Linked DNA regions of Homo sapiens: region 1 is linked to region 2. A link is a contact called in ENCODE Hi-C or POLR2A ChIA-PET data. All regions are on one chromosome and are shown on one strand. The core of a region is the stretch at or near the end of the contact, and the rest is flanking DNA. Distances in the headings are between cores, read along the strand shown. Region 1 holds the start of TBC1D22B (TBC1 domain family member 22B). Region 2 holds the start of MAPK14 (mitogen-activated protein kinase 14).

Evidence for each region. A loop is a pair of places that touch in the nucleus more often than their neighbours do. ChIA-PET counts read pairs that join two places held with the same protein, here RNA polymerase II (POLR2A). Pooled maps may share reads with other maps.
Region 1: a pooled map shows a loop between it and region 2 (8-fold over the local background). The contact joins the promoter of TBC1D22B here to the promoter of MAPK14 in region 2. A Hi-C loop is called at or near these places in 1 of 37 single-sample maps with no recorded cell type and 4 of 50 pooled maps. POLR2A ChIA-PET finds 5 or more read pairs at or near these places in 1 of 52 experiments (PC-9).

The regions. Positions count from the first base shown.
Region 1 is chr6:37,255,297-37,262,540 of GRCh38, reverse strand. TBC1D22B (TBC1 domain family member 22B) reads right to left here and starts at 4,769. Exons shown (of 13, transcript NM_017772.4): 1 at 4,568-4,769. The coding sequence starts at 4,623. TMEM217B (transmembrane protein 217B) reads left to right here and starts at 4,397. Exons shown (of 2, transcript NM_001395378.1): 1 at 4,397-4,973. TMEM217 (transmembrane protein 217) reads left to right here and starts at 4,397. Exons shown (of 3, transcript NM_001286401.2): 1 at 4,397-4,973. RefSeq lists enhancers at 3,767-4,402, 4,489-4,548, 4,649-4,708 and a silencer at 4,809-4,938.
Region 2 is chr6:36,024,529-36,031,599 of GRCh38, reverse strand. MAPK14 (mitogen-activated protein kinase 14) reads right to left here and starts at 3,792. Exons shown (of 12, transcript NM_139012.3): 1 at 3,327-3,792. The coding sequence starts at 3,442. SLC26A8 (solute carrier family 26 member 8) reads left to right here and starts at 6,959. Exons shown (of 20, transcript NM_052961.4): 1 at 6,959-7,071. RefSeq lists silencers at 1,794-2,088, 3,452-3,551 and enhancers at 3,742-4,181, 6,513-7,012, 7,013-7,071.

The DNA.
Region 1 (7,244 bases), core at 3,520-6,019, 1.2 Mb before region 2:
AACTTGGCCTCTCTTTCTAACAACGAAGGGCCTGGAAGACTCAGGTAATTTCGATTTTGGCCAGACGCAGAGGCTCATGCCTGTAATCCCAACACTTTTGGAGGATGAAGTGGGCAGACTGCTTGAGCCCAGGAGTTCATGACCAGCCTGGGCAACATGGCAAGACCTGTCTCTACAAAAAATACAAAAATTAGCCAGGGCTGGGCACGGTGGCTCACACCTATAATCTCAGAACTTTGGGAGGCTGAGGTGGGCTTGAGGTCAAGAGATCACTTGAGGTCAAGAGTTCAAGACCAGCCTGGCCAACATGGCGAAACCCCCTTCTCTACTAAAAATACAAAAATTAGCTGGGCATGGTGGCATGTGCCTGTAATCCCAGCTACTCAGGAGGCTGAGGCAGGAGACTCGTTTAATCCTGGGAGGTAGAGGCTGCAGTGAGCTGAGATCGTGCCACTGCACTCCAGCCTGGGCAACAGAGGGAGACCCCATCTCAAAAAAAAAAAAAAAAAGGTGATTTTTTTTTTCTCCTGTGCCCGAGCTCTAGACACACACACACACACACACACACACACACACACACACACACACACACACACTGACCAAAGCTTTTTTATTTTTCCCCCATAGGTTTGTGCCACCAAGCCCAGATAATTTTTTTGTGTGTTTTTAGTAGAGACGGAGATTCACCATGTTGGCCAGGCTGGTCTCGAACTCCTGACCTCAAATGATCCACCTGTCTCAGCCTCCCAAAGTGCTGGGATTACAGGTGTGAGCCACCACACCCAACCAGATCAAAGCTTTTCAATTTCAGTTTCAAAAACTGAAGCAAGGAGAGAAAACAAAAATGATAGCTACTATCATCGTAACTATCCTTCTTATAATAGCTAATATTATTGTGTACCTCCTAACCAATTATTATGTATTATCTCATTTAATCCTCATAACAGCCCCATGGAGCAGATACTCTGTCCCTATTTTAGAGATGGGGAGACTGATGCATTGAGAGGTTAATTAAATCCCATAAGATCACATAGCTAGAAAGCAGAGCTGGGATTTTAACCTAGGCAGTCAGATTTCAGAGCCTGCATTTTTTTTTTTTTTTTTTTTTGGAGACAATCTCTTGCTCTGTTGCCCAGGCTGGAGTGGAGTGACGCAATCTCAGTTCACTGCAACCTCCGTCTCCCAGGTTCAAGAGATTCTTGGGCATCAGCCTCCTGAGTAGCTGGGACTACAGGCACACACCACCAAGCCCAGCTAATTTGTATTTTTAGTAGAGATGGGGGGTTTCACCACGTTGGCCAGGCTGGTCTCGGACTCCTGGCCTCAAGCGATCCACCTGCCTCAGCCTTCCAAAATTCTGGGATTACAGGCCACCACACCTGCCAAAGCCTGCAATGGTAGAGATTGCCTCTTATCTTCTAGGCATTAATACAATGACCATTTGATGTGCTAAGTAAATGGGGCTCATGTGAATAACTGAGAGAACTTAAAAGATGCTTAGTTCCACCAAGTTACTACATGACCCAGCAATTCCACTCCTATTTATCAGCAGAAGAATAGAAAATATATATCCAAACAAAAACCTCTGCATAAATGTTCATAAAAGCATTACGTACAATAGCCCAAAAGTGAAAACAATTCAAATATCCATCAACTGATGAATGAACAAAATGTGGTGTATGTATACTATGGAATATTATTCAGCCATAAAATGGAATGAAGTACTGATACATACTACAGCGTGGACAAGCCTGAAATCACTGTGCTTAATAAAAGAAGCCACTCACAAAAGGCCTCAGATCATATTACTCCATATATATAAAATGTCCAAAAGTGGTAAATCCACAGAAACAGAAAGTAGGTTAGTAGTTACCAGGGTCTGGAGTGGGGTGGATGGGGAGTGACTGTAAACAGGTATGTAGTTTCTTTTCAGGATGATGAAAATGTTCTGAAATTAGTGGTGATGGTTGCACAAAACCATCTATACTATAAATGAATATACTAAATACCACTGAATTGTACACTTTAAAAGAGTGAATTTTATGGTATGTGAATTATATCTCAATAAAGCTGTTATTTTTAAAAAGAATGTTTCATTCATTTGCAACTTCTTTTATTTAATAAAATTTCTATTTGTTGTCACTAAGATTGTTGGATCATGATCAGACAAATGGAAAGAACCCTGTCATCGCTTTTATTTTTCACCTTTCAATTTGCAAAGAAGAGTAAACTAGTTTCATTTCCAAGTTTGCATGCATCCAGTAGAGTCATTTGTGTCATTTCCCCACCCAGGAGAAAGTTTTTCTTCTCTAAGACCGAAAGAGTACAGATGCAAAAGTTCTATTCTTGAGAAAATGCCCTAACATTTTCTTTAAACCAAAGTACCTTTCTATCTAAAAGAACCTTAGTTTTCTCCTATGACCAGAGGCTTGTGGGCTTCACTGCTAAAAGCACACAGCTGAACAGTATTTCTCTTTACCAAGTAAGGTACTAAAAACTATTATGAATTGTGACAATATTTGAATACCTTAAACAACGAAGACAATGAGCTGGGGTAAGGATCTGAGTAACATTATTTTAAATGTTTACTTGCTGTAATAATGACAGCAATGTTAATAACTACTGTTTTTTTGAGCAACTATAATGTGCTAAATAAACACTGTCCTAGGCTCTTTACAAATAGGGTATTTCACTTAGTCCCCACAGTAACTCTGAGGAAAGTATTTTTATTTCTCATTTCATAGGTAAGGAAATTGAGGCCTAGAAAGATTATTTGTCTTGGTCACACACACAACAGAGCCCAAATAGTAACCCAAGTCTTTCTGAACTCGAAAGTTCTCTATTTCTCTATATTCTTCAAAATGAAAAAGGAATCCAGAAACTTGAAGAAACTGAAAAGACTTCTCTTCCTATCTCAGAAAAGTAGTGCTTTAAAAAAGTTGACTGTTCTTATAGCCAAATACAGGAAATATAGGAAAAAAAGATTGTTAATAGCAACCAGCAGTCAGAAGGCACAGAAGCCCATGCCACGTCCCACATCTCTTACACTGCTTCCTGATACAACAGTCTTCCTATTGATTATGATTATAATCTTAGGATGTCAAAATTTAATGATCTCACTACGGAAAACCCCAGAGAATAGCAGTTAGCACAACTAGAGAGCTCACTAGACCAGGAAGGAAAAGGAATCAGTTGGCAGGAAGTGTGCTTACCTAAAAACACAGAACATCTTTAACAGTAATATTAACACTGTTGAGTCCACAGCACTTTAATCTGAAGTTATCTTTGCATTCCTTTCTATTACTTTAATAAGTATTACTAAAAGCTGATTTCCACCCTATTCTCCATATGTCTACTAGAATCCTTAATAAAATAAGACTCTTGGTGGGGCATGGTGGCTAACGCCTGTAATCCCAACACTTTGGGAGGCCAAGGCAAGAGGATCACTTGAGGCCAGGAGTCAGAGACCAGCCCTGGCAACACAGTCAGACCTTGTCTCTATTTCATTTAAAAAAAAAAAAAAAATTAAGGCTCTTACCTAGCCACTACTGACCCTCATCTCTCTCTCGCTTAAAAAAAAAAAGTCACGAGTTCAAAAGATTATCCCAGAAGGAAAAAACCTGAATCCATTAGAAAAGGTAGCACAGGGGACACAACCAAACATGAATTTCATCACCAAGTAGACTGTAGCTGGCAGAAATCTTAAATTTACGACTGAAATACACACTCTTCCTTATACTTCTCAGGACTTTGCCCAAAATAAACTGAAACAGTAAACCAACAGTAGATTGATGGATGGATAATTTGCCAAAAGTCTCAACATACACCGAAAAGAGGGTGGGGGTAGTCTTAGGGGGTCTGCTCTCCAGTTAAACAACTGAAGAATGAACGAATTTAGTGCATTTGCACAAGAAGTGCATTACAATGCAGGGGAGGAAGAAGTCACTTGGGGTTGGACAAATCCTTAGAAAATGCCAAAGGAATAACCCTGATTCTGTGGTCGTCTTGTAATAATTCCTAGTGGGAAAGGGCCAACTCAAGATAAAGTAAGGTCAGGGTTGAGAATCGTCCTCACTTTTCCTGCCTAACCCTCTCGGCAGGCGGCCCCAAACTCCCACCGGAATCCTTCGGGTAAGTGCCGACCTCAGGGATCAAGGGAAGGGGCCATCCTCGAGCGACCAACCACCTGTGCGTGGTGGAGACCCCTGAGAGGGAGTCCTAATTAGAGTGGGAAGCAGCTCTGGGGAGGAACTTCCGAGACCAGGGCCGACACTGACTATTCACCCAACTCCACTCCCCTTTACGCCCAATCTTCGGCCACCTTCCCGCTGAGGTCACCCCTCCTGAAACCTCCGCCCCCAGACCCCGGTCTACACCCACATCCAGCCGTCCCCAAAGCTCGCTGTTCGCTTCGCTGCCTGACAGCTGCCCTGCCGCCACCAGGCAGTCCCAGCTTCCCCAAACCAGTCTTCTGGCCTCTGTGGCGCCCCAGGCCCGCGGGATTCAGGGATTAGGATCTGGAAGGGTTTGGTCCAATCCCCTATCCCTCTCAGCGTCCTGGGCTCACCTCCCCGGCAGCTTAGCGCTCCTCTTCCAAAACTGCTTGCTGTTCTCAGCGGCCATTGCTCTGGCCGGGGGAAGTCCTTGTAGGCGGGCCAAGGGTTTGCCCGGCGAGATGCCCCCAGACCCCGCAATCTGAGGGCCAACCCAGGCCGCTTCCCCGCCGCCGGTCACCCGCTCCCAGCTCCTGGGGACGCCATCTTGGATGTGGGCACCCCTCCACCCAGCACCGCTGCCATTGGTGAGCTGCGCAAGCCGTGGACGGGCCGACCAATTGGGAGCCGGAATCCTGCAGGCCGCTGAAGCCGACCGGTAACGTCAGGGGCTGGGCACACAGGTGGACGGGGAAGGCGGAGCTTGGACGAGCCGAGAGGCGGGGCTCAAAGTTCCTACCCGCGAGAGGGAAGAAGCAGGTAAGGTAAGGGACCTATGGGAAGGAAGAGGGGATTATCTTCTTCGTGAGGAATGAAGTTCCTTAGTCTAATATTTCTTGGCAAGAGAGAACATACTATGTATTTATATATAGGAATCTTTCACCTAAAAGTAAGGGCCCATGTGTTGGTTGTGGCCCATTTTTAACATCTCTCAATTCAATGACACTCTGGTTATTACCCTCCTTTCCTCATTCCGTTTACATGTCCATTCGTTTTTCTGAAGGAAGGTCAGCAGGGACCCGATAGCCCGGGATTGCTAACTGTTCAACACGTGAGCAACGGTTCATCAGAGTCTCCCTCTCCCTCTGTTTATTGAAAACGATTGAAGGACTTGTGCTGTGGGTTAAAAATTCAAATGATCTAATCCCTATGTCAATCCATAACTCTCACTTTCTGACTATGCTAACAGTGTATATAGGAAATGGTTTATGATAGCTGTCCAACTCAGATTACCAAATACCATTTCTTTGAAGGACACAGTATTGCTCCATCGTGTGAATCACAAAGTTAAGGATGTATCTCCTCCCGGCCCCACCAACATCCTTAATTTCCCTTGTTAATCTATTATAAATCTTGCACCCTTGAATTTATTTTCAATCTAATTTTCCCAGACAATGAGATTTAGTATTAGCATTTTGAATCCTTTGAATGTCTTGTCAGCGTTTTTTGCTGGTTTTGAGTTTCTGTGGTTGTATTCCGTGGTGATTTGGGGAAAGAGGGAAGGCGGGCACCAGTCCAGAGTGGTTTTTGTCCCTTCGAAGGACTGTTGAGGTGGGCTGCGTGTCCCCCACCCCCACCCCCACCCTCCATTTACAGCTACCACATGTACTTCCACATATTGGAGAATACTTAAAGACCTGACCCCTGGCCCCAGCCAAAGAAGGACCTTCTTTTATATGTCCTCCAACGACGGTTTCTTCATTACTCCCATTTTCAAGCTTCTTTTGTCCCCTAATTTAAGAATTATAGGATTGGATGACAAGGGCTATTTTTACTTCCTCTGAGTCTTTCATGCTATAAAAGCATCTTATCTTCTTTATGGGCATTTAACCCAGAGAAAAAAAGCCCCTCTATTCTTTTAATTATTTTACTTGCCTTTCTCTGGCGCTTCTTTTTCTTAGGATGCAGTGACCAGCACTGCACACTAAGCCCAAAGAGGGATGTACTGAGGCTTTGTTAAGGCTGATGTTTTGTCTTTATTCTGGACAGCCAGACCTTTTGCTGGCTGTTTGGACTTTAGAAGAGTTGATGTCTTGAAAGAGTAATCTAAAACAACTTCTAGATTCCTTACCTTGGTGGCAACCAGCAGTTCAGAGTTCATTGTCTTAAAGGTATCCTCTGAATTGTCTTTCCCTATGTGAGCTGCCATACACTCATCCATGTGACAAGATACCTGCCACTTTCCAGCTTATGCACATGGCTTTAGAGATGTTCCAGAAGCTGCTCCCTATTGATTTGACATTTTACTATGTGGAAAGCAAAGTATGATTTGTGTATCTAGACATATCTCAAAATACTCCTTTTTCTTAATCTTCTATGAAATGTTAAATGACACTGATTCCCAGGGGGTGTAGTTAACAGTGCTCAACCCAGAAAAGCCCTGTTATTTCTACAGTTTGTTTTCTATATCAGTTTCCCCTCCAAGATTTTTTAAAAATTCACATCAGTTACCTTGTGATGACTTTTTAAATAGGGAAATTGAGATTGTTGGAACCTTTTTCACCACTACCACTTGGTCACCCTAATCTTCACCAACCACACACCTGCTTACAGCAGCCTGCTATTCGGCTCCCTGCTTCCACTCTTAGCCCCTTAGAGTCCATTCCCCATATACCAACCAGAGAGACCTTTTTTTTTTTTTTTGAGACCAGGTCTTGCCCTGTCACCCAAGCTGGAGTCCAGTGACATGATCTCAGCACACTACAACCTCCATCTCCTGGGCTCAAGCAATCCTCCCACATCAGCCTCCTGAGTAGCTGGGACTAACAGGCACATACCACCATGGCCAGCTAATTTTTTGTATTTTTGTAGAGATGAAGTTTCACCATGTTGCCCAGGCTGGTCCCATACTCCTGAAACTCAAGCAATCCACCACCTTTGGCCTCCCAGAGAGCTAGTATTACAGGTGGGAGCCATCGCACCCTGCCCAGAGACACCCTGTTAAAATGTAGACGATATCATGTCACTCCTCTGCTGAAAACTTTGCAATGGCCCCCATTGTACTTGGCATAAAATCCAAGCTCCTTAAAG
Region 2 (7,071 bases), core at 2,543-5,042:
AACCCTGTCTGTATTAAAAATACAAAAATCATCCGGGCATGGTGTTGCGCACTTGTATCCCAGCTACTTGGGAGCCTAAGGCAGGAGAATCGCTTGAACCCATGAGGTGGAGGTTATAGTGAGCAGAGATGGTGCCACTGCACTCCAACTTGGACAACAGAATGAGACTCTGTCTCAAAATAAAAAAGAAGAAGAATATCACAGGCTCCAAAGTGGATTCTAAAAGAAGTTCCAAAAAATGTTTTCTGCCACACCTAAAAAGGTACTCATTGAAAGAACAACTTCAGGCTGGGCACCGTGGCTGAGGCCTATAATCCCAGCACTTTGGGAGGCCAAGGAGAGCAGATCACTTGAGGTCAGGAGTCTGAGACCAGCCTGGCCAACATGGAGAACCCCGTCTCTACTAAAAATACAAAAATTAGCTGGGTATGGTGGCGGGCACCTGTAGTCCCAGCTACTAGGGAGGCTGAGGCAGGAGAATCGCTTGAACCCAGGAGGTGGAAGTTGCAGTGAGCCAAGATGGCACCACTGCACTCAAGCCTGGGCGACAGAGTGAGACTTCGTCTCAAAGAAAAGAAAAACTTCAAATAACTACGCTGAATCTCTGAATAAGATAACACTTAATTGTAAATCTAAATTCTGGTATTTTCATTCCAACATTAGTTATAATTTGTTTATTGTCAATTGTCATACAATTTCAGTTTCAGTTGTATTTTCTTTCACCAATATGCTGTAGGTTACATCTTAAATCCCTTTAGTAGAAAGACTACTAAACAAACAAGCAAATAAAAAAAACTGCCTCTCTGGAAAGACACAAGACACTTAACAGTGCCTGTCTTTGAGAGAGTAGAGTGGCTGGAGAACAAAAAGGAAAGGAGACTTTTCACTGAATATCTTTTTTTTTTTTTTTTTTGAGACGGCGTCTCGCACTTTCGCCCAGGCTGGAGTGCAGTGGAGCGATCTCAGCTCATTGCAACCTCCGCCTCCCGGGTTCAAATCATCCTCCTGCCTCAGCCTCCTGAGTAGCTGGGAGTACAGGCGCCCGCCACCACGGGCGGCTAATTTTTTGTATTTTTAGTAGAGACGGGGTTTCACCGTGTTAGCCAGGATGGTCTCGATCTCCTGACGCTGTGATCCACCCGCCTCGGCCTCCCAAAGTGCTGGGATTACAGGCGTGAGCCACTGCACCCGGCCCACTGAGTACCTTTGTAAAACTTTCAAATTTTATACAATGTCAATGTATTTTAAAAAATCTGTTCAATAAAATAAAAGTACTTTTAAGTGTCAGATACTGCTGGCTTCTATACCACAGAAAAGTATACCACTAAAGAACTGTGGAGTTAATTTTAATGGTACTTCACTGTAAATCTGAATCTCCTGTTCCAGTGCAGAGCTAGTCACCAATAGTAGCGAACCCTTGCAAGCAATTCAATTGGAGTTCACCCAAACCCTCTATAGTTGAGTTATTCTGCTGTATCACTCCATTAAAATTTAAATAGCATTGAAAACGAAAACGTGATACTACAGAAATGTATGTCAATTCAAGAATGAAAAAATGGAAGTATATTAATGAGCTATAAAATATTAAAAGAGCAATGATCCAAATACGTCTTTGAAAATTAGCAAATCAACTAGATATATATAATATGTATATACTGAATGTATATACCTATATAATATGTATATACTGAATGTATATACCTATATAATATGTATATACTGAATGTAAAATGCTGCAAACCAACTACACACACACACTCTCTGAATGTAAAATGCTGCAAATTCCTTTAAAATGTAAACTGCCATGCTGTAAAAATGGGAGAAAGATGTCAAGCACGGTGCTATCTGCAACATAACTTAAGCAACTTGAACTAGAAAATGCAATATGATCTGTTGCTGGACACAATTGCACAATCTCAATTACCCAGAAGATTCTACCAAACAGGAAATTCATGATGTGACTTTGGGAAACACAGAAATCATATTTAAAGATTAACACATCCAAAAGCCTGGAATTTGTTCCAAAACAAAAAAACGATTTTACAGGCCCGTTTTCAAATGACGCATACAATACGAATTACTAAAACACAGAAAAAGCTAACAGTTAAATCTGATACTTAGTTTAAGATCCGTAGCTTTCAAATTATAGAAAATCTAAAATACAGGGTATAAAACCTTGGAAGTTAAGAGAGCAGTTAGTGAAATATTTCAGGTCTGGAAATTATATGCTATCGACTTAATTTAAAACACACTCACGGTGTAAATTAAAGCTAAAAAGTATCTCTTCCCTTCCTTTTCTATGTGGTTCCATATCCTTACGAAAACCATCGTGTACCTCAGGCCATAAATGCAGATAACTAGATAACTCCCTGCAAGCTCTCTAAGGGACTTTTAAAACACAGTATTCGCAGGAATTATCTCAAAAAATATTTACAATACCTCCCAGCACTGTTAATAACTTTTTGATCTTGAGGGCGCCTTACAGATCTGAATCTTTCTTGCTCCAAATGAGAAAATTGTTTTGTCGAACAATACTTAAATGAGCAGTGGTATGTGACTAATCAGTGAGCCTGCCAGTTTCTCAAGCTGCAGTGTTCTTGCAGGCACTACCACCGCCGCCCCTCCACGGAAAGGAAATACGCTTTCAACCGAATCGGAAACACACCACTCAAGCTGGCACAGTGCTCACCGAGATAAAGTCGGTATTTTAAGCTCTATGGATCGCTGTTAATTCAAGTGCGAATTCAAAAAGAACGCTTTTCAAGATGGGATTTCGACAGAGTTTTGAAAAAAAAAAAAAAAAAAAAAGGCCCGGAGAGAGCTCCCTTCCTGGTCAGTTTTGTTCAGATGACCGCAGTCTTCGGGTTGGGCTGTGCCCTTCTGCTTCTCCCGGCAGTTCCCCGAGCTTGTCTGCTCAGAGGACCCAGGGTCCGGAGCCCCAGCGTGGGCGCATCACGGGAGAGGGTCCTTCTGCTCCAGGTAGGCAGGGAGACCCCCAAGGAAGCGGCCCTTCCCCCGGTGCCTGTTGCCGAGCAGCAACCCTCCGAGAGGGGAAGGCGCAGGGTGCTAGCCAGAACCGAGCTCCAGCACCACCACCTACCTCTCGCAGCGGACCTGAGTGCTGCACACGGTGGACCGCATACCTGCGTGAGTGCAGGGCGAGGGGTGCTGGAGGTGCAGAACGGGCAGAGCTCGAAGGGGCAGCAATGCCCTCCCCCGAGGAAAATTCCTGCCACTTGACGCAACGCTGAGCAGTGGAGCAGGCCTGGCCCTCGGGCGCGAGGGGCCACCCTGCCCACAGCGGCCCCAGGCCCAGCGACACTCACCACACAGAGCCATAGGCGCCAGAGCCCACTGGAGACAGGTTCTGGTAACGCTCGGGCACCTCCCAGATTGTCTTGTTCAGCTCCTGCCGGTAGAACGTGGGCCTCTCCTGAGACATTTTCCAGCGGCAGCCGCCGGGCAAGAAGGTGGCCCTGTGGGGCCCCCGCCTGCACCCGCACCCTCTCCCCGGCCCTTGCTGCCCGCCCAGCCGGGCGGGGACCTTGCGCTGGTCGCCCGCGCAGGTGCGGCTGCCGCGACCCCGCAGACTCCCGCGCGCGCGGCTGCTGTCAGCCGCAGCGGCTGGATGTGCCCCTGCGACTGGGGCAAGCCCCGCTAAGGGCAGGGACGCGCTCCGGCGCTCAAGACTGCGCCCGCCGCGATCTCCCTGCACCTTCGCCCCTACAAGGCCGACTCCGGGCTGCGTCGCAGTACTCCCGTTCCAGCTGCTGCGCCCGCTAAGGCTCCAGTGGTCGCGGTTCCAAGAGCCAGCAAACGGGAGCCTCCCGCAGTACTCTCGCGAGAACAGCTCCCGGGACTCTCCGAGAGCCGAGATTTTACCCAATATGGAACCTCTCCGCGGGCGGGGCTTCGTGAGAGAAGAGGATGGGAGGAGCAGTTCTCGCGAGAAGAGAACAATAACTGGAGACCAAAGGCAGAAACTCCCAGGGACTGTCTCCTTAAGGGCGCGAAGGCGGACCGGGGAAGGAAGAGAGAAGCTGGCAGCACACGCCTCGCGCGCCTCACCGTGGCCGGCGGGGCAAATACCTGGCTCTGTGGTGGAAAACGACACTGACAAATAGCGTGTCGGGGAAAGAGTCAAAAGATCTTTAACTGCGAGTAGTTACCAGCAGCAGAGCACCTGCTCACCTGAACCCCCAAATTCCAAAAAACACTTGCATAAAAAAGAGACAAGTGGCCGGGCGTGGTGGCTCACGCCTGTAATCCCAGCACTTTGGGAGGCCGAGGCGGGCGGATCACCTGAGGTCGGGAGTTCGAGACCAGCCTGACCAACATGGAGAAACCCCGTCTCTACTAAAAATGCAAAATTAACCGGGCGTAGTGGCGCGCACCTGGAGTCTTAGCTATTCGGGAGGCTGAGGCAGGAGAATCGCTTGAACCCGGGAGGCGGAGTTGCGGTGAGCCGAGATCGTGCCATTACACTCCAGCCTGGGCAACAAGAGCGAAACTCCGTCTCAAAAGAAAGAAAGAAAGAAAGAGACAGGTTCCGGCCAGAAGGCTGTTGCATTCCCATCTGCTCAAGGACATATGGGTTACTCTTTGAGATGCTGACGAAATATGTCCCAAAGGCAAATGTTAACCCTGCATCAAAGCTGAGGCTTTCCAGGGGCTGGGCTCAGTGGCTCACACCTGTTATCCCAGCACTTTGGGAGGCCGAGGCGGGTGGATCACGAGGTCAAGCGATAGAGACCATCCTGGCCAACATGGTGAAACCTCGTCTCTACTAAAAAAAATACAAAAATTAGCTGGGCGTGGTGGCACGACCCTGTAGTCCCAGCTTCTCGGGAGGCTGAGGCAGGAGAATTGCATGAATCCAGGAGGCGGAGGTTGCAGTGAGCTAAAATCGCGCCACTGCACTCCAGCCTGGCGTCAGAGGGAGACTCCGTCTCAAAAACAAAAACAAAAACAAAAACAAACCGAAGCTTTACATTAAAACTCTCCCAGTTAAACTTACATGCAGAAAAATCACCCTGGGAGTTTAAGATGCAAGTTCCCAGAACTCACAGGGAGTCTAATTGGGTAGGTCAGAGGAGGTCTTGATCAAGAGCATGCATTTTTATAATACATCTTAGGTGATTCTGATTCAGGAAAGTCTCTGATATCTCCCTTTGAGAAGCATTTAAAAAACCGTTACACTGAAGATTTGAAACTGACTCCTATCCTGAAGAGCCATCAGTGAAGAGGATTTTAAGCATTTAACTCAGGCCTCTTCGAGTAAGGAGAATAGGGCAGGAGTCTCATCGAATTTAGGCAAGTCAACTGACCTTTCCTGAACCTCAGTTCCAGCTTCTACGAGAGAATTCCTGCCCTGCATTCCCGACTAACAGAGTCATTTGTAAAAACCAAACAAGATAAATGTGAATGGGCAAGGCATTCTAACCCCATGCCTACATCCATTATCAACCTATGCCTATGCTAAAGCTTGTTACAATGAGCAGAAGAATCAGATCCTGTCTCATTCTCTTAGTTTCTTGTATTAGAAATAACTAGATCCAAGCCAGGACATTTCTCAACATTTCCCGTGATTATTCTATTTTGTGTCATACACACCTTGGAGGGCTCAGACTTTGCATATCTTGTCCCAACATCTAGCACAATGTCTAGAACATAAAACATGTGTCATAAATATTTGTTGAAAAAATTATGAACAGTGACCATGATTTCAAGTGGTACAGTATCCTCAGTCCTCTTCAAGGAAAGCAATATAAAACCAAAAAACAGATAGTCATGGGTGATTCATGGAAAGCTGTTTTGGATCCAATGTAGCTTAGGCTGGAATTCTCTTATCTACAAAAACATGTTGCTTGAGAATGTTCCAAACTAGGGAGGATAGGAAGCTTTCTAAGAAGTAATGGAGGGTGAAGGGGAAGTAAGAGCAAAAACATGATTGTGAAGACATGAGGGATGGGGTTGGGGGGATCAAGGGAATGAGGGAATGGTTACAAAGGGTGAGGAGGAAGCTTGGAAGTAGGAATCCTCAGAAATGCACATTTTTATCCTACAAATTGGGATGATGAGGTGAGGGTGAATGAAAGGGTAAAGATAAAGTAAGCAGTATATTCATACACTCATTCAACCAATGTGTATTAAATGCCTACTAGGTGTCAAACACTTGCAGTTTAAAAGTGATTAAAAACTACAGTTGCTGCCGGTGTGGAGCTTACAATCAATGGGAGGGCAATCATTCAACAAAAATTAATTGAATACTTCCTATGTCCACCACACTGCTGTAGGCACTGATAATAAAACAGTTAATGAAAGGGATAAAAGTCCTTGCCCTCATAGGGGTAAGATGATTTACAAAAAGGAATACATAAAGTGCATTATAAGGTAGACATTAACACAGTCATCAAACAAACAAGTGTAAAACTGTAACTGGGCCAAGCAGGAATACAAGGTGGAGTGAGAGACAGTGCTAGGGACAGGGATAGGGTGGGAGGAGGGTAAAGGGAGTGAGTGCAGATGGCATGTCTGCATCCAGAGCAGATCTGGGCAGGAGGGTGTCATTCAGTGGGGAGAGCCGGGTTTGTGGGGCAGACAGCCTATGGTTGGAGACCTGGGTGACCCTCCTAGCCTCCATTTCTTTTTACCTCTTCTGACCTGAGGAAGGCTTAAGTCTTCCGGAGACGTTAGTGAATTACCGTCTGTGCAGTACACATGTGACACATGTGCACTGCTGTATGTTCAGGACACGAGGCCTGGCACCAAATAGGCCCTCGATCAAGAATAGCAAAACCTCGGAGAGAGAAGGAGCCTTGGTATACAGGTTTACCAAATACCAAGGGGATCCCACGACTCAGGTATGAGGAGGGCGACCCAGGTACCACTTTCCTGGCTCCCTAGCCCAGCTGCTCATGCTCCTCTTCCTCGTCCCCTCCCCCACTCTCATCTCCTCAGCCCGCCCGGAACGCCCGCGGGCTAGGCCACAACGGCTCGGGAACCGCCGCCGGTATCCGCGTCCGCAGCGCCGCCAGCCAGGCGAGAGCCGTGTGGGATCCCAGCGCCCGC